3 separate regions of the Homo sapiens genome follow, and all the other regions are linked to region 3. Evidence: chromatin contacts called from ENCODE Hi-C or POLR2A ChIA-PET data. All regions are on one chromosome and are shown on one strand. Each heading gives the region's core, a stretch centred on a gene start or an enhancer-like site at or near the end of the contact. The rest is flanking DNA. Distances are from core to core; before and after follow the strand shown. Region 1 holds the start of UPF3B (UPF3B regulator of nonsense mediated mRNA decay). Region 2 holds the start of UBE2A (ubiquitin conjugating enzyme E2 A). Region 3 holds the start of LONRF3 (LON peptidase N-terminal domain and ring finger 3).

Evidence for each region. Hi-C counts contacts between places; a loop is a spot of excess contacts on that map. ChIA-PET counts read pairs that join two places held with the same protein, here RNA polymerase II (POLR2A). Pooled maps may share reads with other maps.
Region 1: a loop to region 3 is called in a pooled map, with 6 times the contacts of the local background. The contact joins the promoter of UPF3B here to the promoter of LONRF3 in region 3. A Hi-C loop is called at or near these places in 4 of 50 pooled maps. POLR2A ChIA-PET finds 5 or more read pairs at or near these places in 2 of 52 experiments (A673 and activated T-cell).
Region 2: a map of CD4-positive, alpha-beta memory T cell shows a loop between it and region 3 (8-fold over the local background). The contact joins the promoter of UBE2A here to the promoter of LONRF3 in region 3. A Hi-C loop is called at or near these places in 1 of 168 maps with a recorded cell type or tissue (CD4-positive, alpha-beta memory T cell) and 4 of 50 pooled maps. POLR2A ChIA-PET finds 5 or more read pairs at or near these places in 2 of 52 experiments (T-cell and activated naive CD4-positive, alpha-beta T cell).

Annotation. Positions count from the first base shown.
Region 1 is chrX:119,851,713-119,854,412 of GRCh38, forward strand. UPF3B (UPF3B regulator of nonsense mediated mRNA decay) reads right to left here and starts at 1,251. Exons shown (of 11, transcript NM_080632.3): 1 at 1,061-1,251; 2 at 55-161. The coding sequence starts at 1,216. RefSeq lists an enhancer at 1,226-1,285.
Region 2 is chrX:119,573,230-119,575,929 of GRCh38, forward strand. It overlaps UBE2A (ubiquitin conjugating enzyme E2 A), which reads left to right and starts at 1,334. Exons shown (of 6, transcript NM_003336.4): 1 at 1,334-1,526; 2 at 1,672-1,752; 3 at 2,146-2,171. The coding sequence starts at 1,483. It overlaps LOC124905208 (a long non-coding RNA gene), which reads right to left and starts at 1,266. Exons shown (of 2, transcript XR_007068307.1): 1 at 906-1,266. RefSeq lists enhancers at 1,106-1,606, 1,607-2,107 and a silencer at 1,565-1,734.
Region 3 is chrX:118,973,299-118,975,998 of GRCh38, forward strand. LONRF3 (LON peptidase N-terminal domain and ring finger 3) reads left to right here and starts at 1,320. Exons shown (of 11, transcript NM_001031855.3): 1 at 1,320-2,299. The coding sequence starts at 1,483.

The DNA.
Region 1 (2,700 bases), core at 1-2,500, 880 kb after region 3:
AAGAATGAAAGAAACCTTTTTCATTTACCCCTTTCCTTTTTTTTTTTTTTTTACCTCGTATCATTAGAAAAAAACTCAAAATAATCATGCTCAGGCATAGGTTGAAGATGTTCCTGAAGCTGCTCCTTGGTCAAAGTGGGAGGTAATCTTCGAATTACCACCTTAAGAAATGCATAAGGAAAATAAAATTAGTACAAATCAGTTTTCTGTCATACCTGAAAGAATCACAGTTCCTGAAGAAGGCTGGGCTTTAAAATATGAGATCACTTGTAAAAACCCAGGAGAAAATATTCTTCTGCAGCCCAATGCTCAGAATTAGTCAAACATAATAGTAACGCGGTTTAAAAAAACCCTTGGAAATGAGAACCACCTGGAGCAAGGAAAAATCGCAGGTTTTGCTCTTTACAGCAGCCCTGCAGTTTACCAGGTTTGTGCATCATTTTCGATCACCCATTTTTTAACAGATCTAGTGGCAATAACTTAGTAAGCCAACGCTGGTCTTTGTGGGTGCCACGAAATCTTGATTTAGCAACAAGTTTCTCCCACGTCCAACACATCTTAAAACAAAATCCTTGCCCATTGAACTTAAGAATTCAAAACTCTAACGAATACAAAAAATCTACCCATTGCTCTCAAAATAGGATGCTCTCGATCTACCCTCCTGTACCATTAATCACCCTGCACTCTCCCCCAACTCGCCTCCATGAATAATATTCCCATCCCTCATGTCTCCTTCACTATTTAATATTTCTCCCCAATTACACCTTTAGTTCCTCATTCTTTATACCGTCGCTCTTCCCTCCCATTATCATCTCACAGCTCTGACCTAAACCCTTCCCGTTTGGGGAGTCCCCTCTTTTCCTCACCCCCACCCAGGATTTGGCCGGGAGGGGCTCTCCCCATTTCGGGTGAATGGATGAACCAGGATGATGCGACTTCCATTCAGGCGAAGAGATAGAAGGAGAACCTGAGAAAGAAAGGGGGCAGCCCCATTCCCAGCCATCCTCCCCGCGCTGCGGACTCGTCCCGCCCTCTCCCGGGCCAGCGGCCGACCGGGCACCTTGCTCAGCGCTTCTTTCTTCTCCTTGTTGCGATCCTGCTTATCTTCCCCCTTGGAGCTGTCCCCCGAGGTCCCACCACCGCTGCCTGTGGCCCCGGCGGGGGTTAACAGGGTTACTCGCTTCTCCTTAGGCCTGTGCTCCTTCTCTTCCTTCATGGCTACGTCCCCCGCTGAAGCGGCTTGGCCGGAACGGGGTTACCCCGGGCACAAACGGCTCCCGGGAAGCTCCCGTCAAAGCTCCGCCCCCAACAAATGCCCCTTGTGATAAGTCGGGCCCCACGTTCCATTGGGTCCTGCCAAGCTCTCGCGAGACTTGGGCCTTTCCCAGTGCAAAGGTTTTAACACCTGGTTTTTACTTCCCGCCCGCCAAGTTCCTGCGCCACCCAATCCCCTCGCGGCCCAGACTCCCTCGGGGCCCGCCCCTTCGCGCGTCATTAGCAATTCCGCCATCTTGAAGTGACTCTGTCGGGGACTACAAATCCCGGCATACAAAGCAGCTACCCGCTTTTGTTGGGCGTTCAGGGGCCAGAGCTATCTCAGGGTCCCTGTTTGTGAGTAAATCGAATCCTTTCATCTTCAGAGTTTTCCAGGTCGAAAGATAGGTTCTTCACGCTTAGTTTCCATCAGATAAACTCAATGCCGTCCAAATTTTGCCTCACTAGGGGAGCGACTTGTATTTTTTATCATTGAATTCAGAGGCTTTAGCATTTATTTTCCTACAACTAAAAGAAAAAGCCTAACATTTAAAAAACTTTATTTTCCTTATATTGATTAGGATTTACAGATACTTAGTAAATACTACAATATTAGCCGAGTTCAGTGGCGCACGCCTGTAGTCCCAGCTGCTCGGGAAGGTTGAGAAGAGAGGATCTTGAGCCCAGGAATTCGAGGCTGCAGTGAGCCATGATCGCGCCGCTGCACTCCAGCTTGGGCGACAGAGCGAGACCCTGTATATAAAAAAGAAGGATAATAATAAATAAACACAAGATACTGATATTTAAAGGAGTAATATGACTAAAATATACAAGATTTGTTTTCATCACCTTATTTTAGCAAAAGGATCCTTCTCCCCAGGTACTGATGTCCCACAGGGAGGGGAATAAAAATAAAACCCAACTTGATTTAGTTGCGATCACCATCTTCACTTAAAAAGGGCCAATTTTACATTATTTATAATAACTCCAAACTGGAAACAATCCAAATGTGAATCTAACAGTGATTATGTTGAGTGACAGAATCTAGACACAGAGTACATGTTGTACAATTCCATTTATATGAAATTTTAGAAAAATAAAACCACAGTGATAGAAAGCAGATCAGTCGGCCAGGCGTGGTGGCTCACGCCTGTAATCCCAGCACTTTAGGAGGCCAAGGTGGGTGGATCACCTGAGGTCAGGAGTTCGAGACCAGCCTGGCTAACTTGGCGAAACCCTGTCTCTACTAAAAACAAAAAAAATTAGCAGGGCGTGGTGGCACATTCCTGTAATCCCAGCACTTTGAGAGGCCGAGGCCGGCGGATCACCTGAGATCAGGAGTTCGACACCAGCCTGGCCAACTTGGTGAAACCCTGTCTCTACTAAAATACAAAAATTATCTGGGCATGGTGGCAGGCGCCTGTAGTCCCAGCTATTTGGGAGGCT
Region 2 (2,700 bases), core at 84-2,583, 600 kb after region 3:
TAATGGCACCTTCAAAACCCCAGTTATCTCGGGGCTTAGAGTTTCAGCCACTGTTGACTCCTTCCTCTCTCTTGCCCCATATTCAGCCTGTTGCCAAGTCCTCCCCATTCATTCATATCCTCGCCTTTATTGTCACTGCCTGCTTCAGTATCTCGCACCTAGATACTGCAAGAGTCTCCTGCCTGCTCTCTTGAGACCAATCTCTGATAAGGACAGCTCTAATGATGTCACTTCCCTGCTCAATGGACTTCCAAGGAATCCATTAGCTTGGCATTCAAAACTCTTGATGACTTAACCCAAATCTACCTTTCTCCTATTTTCAATAATTTTTAAATGTGTATTATGCCTATCTTCTAAGTTATTTTGGGTTGACCTTTAAAAATTATCCTTTAAAACTGTTATTGCTTTTGCAGGTCCACGGACTGTGACTCTTCCTGCAACCTGCAGCTTTTCCACGTTCCTTTTACTTCAGACCCACTGTCCTTGCAACTCCCTGCAGTCGGATAGTCTCATATCTTGGACTCTTCTGAACATAAATAGCCGCTTGGCTTGTTGAACTACCAAGGGGAAATGTGGTTCCAGAGCCAAATTGTGAGTGCCCAAAACAAAACAGAACAAAACAAAACCCTACTCCGCCTGCCTTAAGCTCCCATTCCCTCCCACAGGACATACAACACTATTTCATTCTGCCCTGGGGTGATCATTGGCCTAAACGTTGAGCGCCCAATCCTGCATTCAATCCCACAGCCCCGCCCCGCCCCCCCGTCATAGTCAAGGCCGATTTATTCTTTTGATTTTCCGTGATTTTAACCAATCACTCCTCTCCCCACCCCTCCGACCCCAGTCTCCGGTGTCCGAAGGGGTTGTGCACCCTAGAGTTGCCGCTTTTTGAGAACCGGTTTTACCTCCGCCCACTCCTTCGTCCTCTAGTTTGGGACTTCCAAACTTCTCCCCTCTCCTCCCCGGGCATAGTGCGCGCTTTCATGAATGATCTGGTCACAAAACAAACAAAAACGAATAGAAAAAGAAAAAAAGAGAAAAAGAAAAAAAGCCGAAAACTTCCCAGGGTTTGCCTTAGAATTAGCAGGTGGGGATGGACCCCGTTCCACCACGAGCTCCTCCAGCGCCCGGGGCTCCGGCGTACCCTACGCCTCTGCGCTCGCGGCCCCGCCCCGGGCCTCCCGTGGGGCTTTAATGACATAAGCAACTTTCCTCGCGCACCCCCCGCCCCGTCTTGGTACGGCCTGTCCGGCGCTCGACGTTCCACCCCCCTCTCTCTGCTCTCAGGTTGGTTCAGCCCCCGTCTACACTGGGGTGGTGCTTAGCCGGCGCCAGACCGACCCTCGACTTCGGAGAGGCAGCGCGGTTCCTCTGGGTGCTTCCGCCTCCCCTTCTCCTGCTTCTCCAGCCTCTTCGGCCTCCTCGCCCGCCGCGGGAACCCGAGACCCCAGTGTATGCCCCACCCCTGACCCCGCTCGCGACATGTCCACCCCGGCTCGGCGGCGCCTCATGCGGGACTTCAAGAGGTAAACCGAGGGGACGGCCGAGGCCGGGGGTTGCGAGCTGGGGCACAGGGCGGGTCCCGAGGCGCGCCGGGCGGGGAGGGCTGGGGAGCGGCCGGGAGCGGGCGCCAGTGCCGGCCTAGGGGGACCCCTGTCTGTCTTCCCGAAGGTTGCAGGAGGATCCTCCAGCCGGAGTCAGCGGGGCTCCGTCCGAGAACAACATAATGGTGTGGAACGCGGTCATTTTCGGGTGAGTCTGCGTTCGTGGCGGTGGCGAGAAAACTGGGGACGCGAGCAGCTTCGGTCTGCGCTCCGGGGCGGGCCCCCCGCGGAGGCCGAGCGGGTAGGGGAAAATGTTTGGGTCTGGCTGGGCCTAGGCGCCTCCCCGGAGCCTGTGCCTCGATTAGCTCAGTTCCCGCTGCCAGGGGGAACCGCTTGGGGTTCTAGGGGGGCGGGGCGGGGAGTGGTGGCGGTTAGGCGCGGCGGCTTGCCCTGTGTCTCTGAGCCCGGGACATCCATTTGTAGTGGCTTCCGACCCCGGTAGCGGTGCTGGAGATGGCAGAGCTCGGGATAGCCATCTCAGATGAAGCAGGGAGAAGGGGGCCCCTTAAGTGGGAACTGACCATTTTTCTCTGTGTTGCAGGCCTGAAGGGACCCCGTTTGAGGATGGTAAGAGAGAGTTTCTTTACCCACTTTTCAGGAGCCTGGTCATCTGGGGAAAGGGTTCCCAGTCATCCTGGAAGTGTCTCCTGCTTAGGAACCTGCCTCTGCCTAGCCTCTGTCTGCTAAAGGCTTGAGTGGAATGCAGTGTGTGGCTGGTGGTTCTGGATATTGTATGCTTGACTAGAACTGCACCTTTCTTCTTGCTTTCTTAAAAAAAAAATCTGTGTAAGGCAGTCACTTTTTAAAAGGAGCAATCATAGCACTGGTATTAAGGATTTTTGAGGCTTGGGCTGTAATTCTGCTAAATTCAGCCCTCCATCACTGAATTAGTATAAACCCAACCAGTTGCTGATAGGCAGCAGAGACCCCAGAGACCATCTGGTTCAGAATTCTACCCCAAGGGCAGGAGTTGTGTTCAGCAGGTGCTTGGTAGATGTGTGTTGGATGTTGAGTGGATGCGAGAATCCCTTGCGTACAACTGTCTGGTTTCTACAATCTGACATTGAATGCCTGTCAGCCTCACTGCTCTAAGATG
Region 3 (2,700 bases), core at 70-2,569:
TAGGTCTTCAGGCCCCTGGGGCGGCAACCTGGCACTGCCCAAGAGCCCGCAGGCTCTGAAGGCCAACTGAGCCAGCGGCAAGCCTAGTCCCTGCCTCCCTGCTTGGAGCAGTGCGACTATACCGTTTTCTGTCTGCTCATTTGTGAGCTTGGTTCCCGTCCTAAATGTGGGGGTTCAAGGCAGACAAAGAGTGTGCAGTTGGCCACCCCGCTCGCCTTCAGGAAGTGTGTAGGACACCGTCGAGGCCCCCTAGCCATTGTAAACCAGGCGCTGAGGCTCGTGCCCAGTTGTACCCTTCCCGCGCAGCGCTCAGGAGCGACAAACCTGGAGGCTATTCGGTCTGCCACTGGGCTGTGCCGGGATTCGCGGACTTTCTCCTGAATAGCGCTCTCAGCTCGCGTCTTCCCCCTGCCACTCTCCCACGCCCCCAGAGTACCCACCGACCCCAGCAGGCCGGGTACATCCCTGCCGCGCCCATCCGGCCAGTGGCTCCAGGGGCCGGCCTGGTGTGTCTCCAGCTGGGCGCCTACCGCCTGCCCCAGCGCTAGTTCTGGCGTTGGGGGTAGAGAGGTAAAGAGGGGAGTTAGCGGGGCATCTCCCTCCCAGGGCTGAGCCGGCAAGCGCATCTTCTCCGCGAGTTCCTCACTGTCCAGCGAGCGCTGCCCAACTTCTGCGCCGGTGGGACCCGCTGCTCTGAGTCACTCTTGGCACAGAACACCAAGCACCCTCAGAAACCGAATTCACCACCTTTGGGAGGCTCCTGGGAGAAGGCAAGGAACCCAGGCGGGGCTCCCAGGGCTCTCGGGCTGGGACTGGGTTGTGTGTGTGTGGGGGGGCTTCACGGATACCCCTCCCAACCTGCTTCCTTTCCCTGACAGCAGCCATCTCCCCCAAGAGGGAGAGTCTTAGGCGTCCCGGAAGACCCTGCGGACTGTGCACCTCGAGGTACCAGCCTCTCCTGGGAGGAGTGGGGGGCCGCTGGTCAGCGGCTGGCAGAGGGGACCTGTTTGCTGGCCCGTTTGGAGGTGGGATGGAGTGGGGTTTGGAGACTGAGAAGCCCAAGAGAAGACACTGAGTTTCTCCCCACCCCACAACCCCACTTCCGAAAAAGAACCAGGTGGTGAGGAGGAATAAGGCGAAGTGTAAACACAAACAACCTCAAAAAGAAGCCAAGAAAAGCGAAGCCCAAAGAAGCAAGAGCAACACTGTTACAAAACTGTCTGGTTTTGTAACAATTTCCCCGCCGCCGGCCAATGAACAGCGTGGCGGCACGTCACGTGGTACCGTTTTATATAACACTTTGCTGAGACAAGACAGTTATTAGGCGGCGCGGGGCGGCCGGCATGGAGCTCCCGGAGGCGCGGCAGGGTCAGGAGCTCGGTGGCATGGCGGCGGTGGCTGCCCCGATTTCCTCCAGCTGCCACTCCTTGCTTCGTGTCCCCGGTCCCTAGACGCCTCGTCTCCTCCCGTGTCCCTCTTCCCATGGAGTCAGTACGGATCGAACAGATGCTGAGCTTGCCCGCTGAGGTCAGCAGCGACAACTTGGAGTCGGCGGAGCGAGGGGCATCAGCGGCCCAAGTAGACATGGGCCCCCACCCAAAGGTGGCTGCAGAGGGCCCCGCACCTCTACCGACGCGGGAGCCAGAGCAAGAGCAGTCTCCGGGGACCTCAACGCCGGAGAGCAAAGTCCTGCTCACGCAGGCAGACGCCTTGGCGTCCCGGGGGCGAATCCGTGAAGCCCTCGAGGTGTATAGACAGCTCTCCGAGCGGCAGCAGCTGGTGGCTGAGCAGCTGGAGCAGCTGGTGCGCTGCCTGGCGGAGAAAGTCCCGCAAGGCGAGGCGCTGGCGCCGGCGCCCCCGGACGAGGGTAGCACTGCAAGCGGCACCGTGGCGGCGGAAGAGACGGGGGCCGCCGCGGCTGCGGCGGCCACCGAGGTGTGGGACGGCTTTAAGTGCCGGAAATGTCATGGGTTTCTATCAGACCCCGTGTCCTTGTCGTGTGGCCACACCTTTTGTAAACTGTGCCTGGAACGTGGGCGGGCCGCCGACCGGCGCTGTGCGCTGTGCGGGGTCAAGCTCTCCGCCTTGATGGTGGCCACTGGGCGGGCGCGTGGAGCCCGGCGGGCTGGGCAGCAGCCGCCGCCGCCGCTGCGAGTCAACGTGGTGCTCAGCGGCCTCCTCGGCAAGTTGTTTCCAGGCCCAGCGCGAGCGTCGCAACTCCGGCACGAGGGCAACCGACTGTACCGCGAGCGCCAGGTGGAGGCGGCACTGCTCAAGTACAACGAGGCAGTTAAGTTGGGTGAGTCCAACGCGCTGCCGGGCCGGGGCTGGGGCTCGGTGGCTACATGAGGGAGCGGGAGAACAAACCCCGCAGCGAGAAGGGATTTGGACCAGGGCAGAAGAGGGGGCGGGGGACCCATGGACTGTGGCGGGGTGGGGGAGGGGTGATTCTGGGGCTGGGTCTCTGAGTTTGTTCTGTTTTCACTGCTTATCTGTGTTTCACTGTGTTTGTGTTGATCTCGGTTGCTTTTTGTCTTTTCCTGCTACTTCTGTTAGCTTTTGTGTTCCTGTCTCTCAGTCCCCGTTCCTGTCTGTGTCTCCTTGCTTCTGGTTCTTTTTCTCCGTCTCTTCGTATCTTTGTCACTGTTTCTTTCTTTTTCGGTGTCACTGTCTCTGTTCCTCTGACTCTCCTTCTCCCGC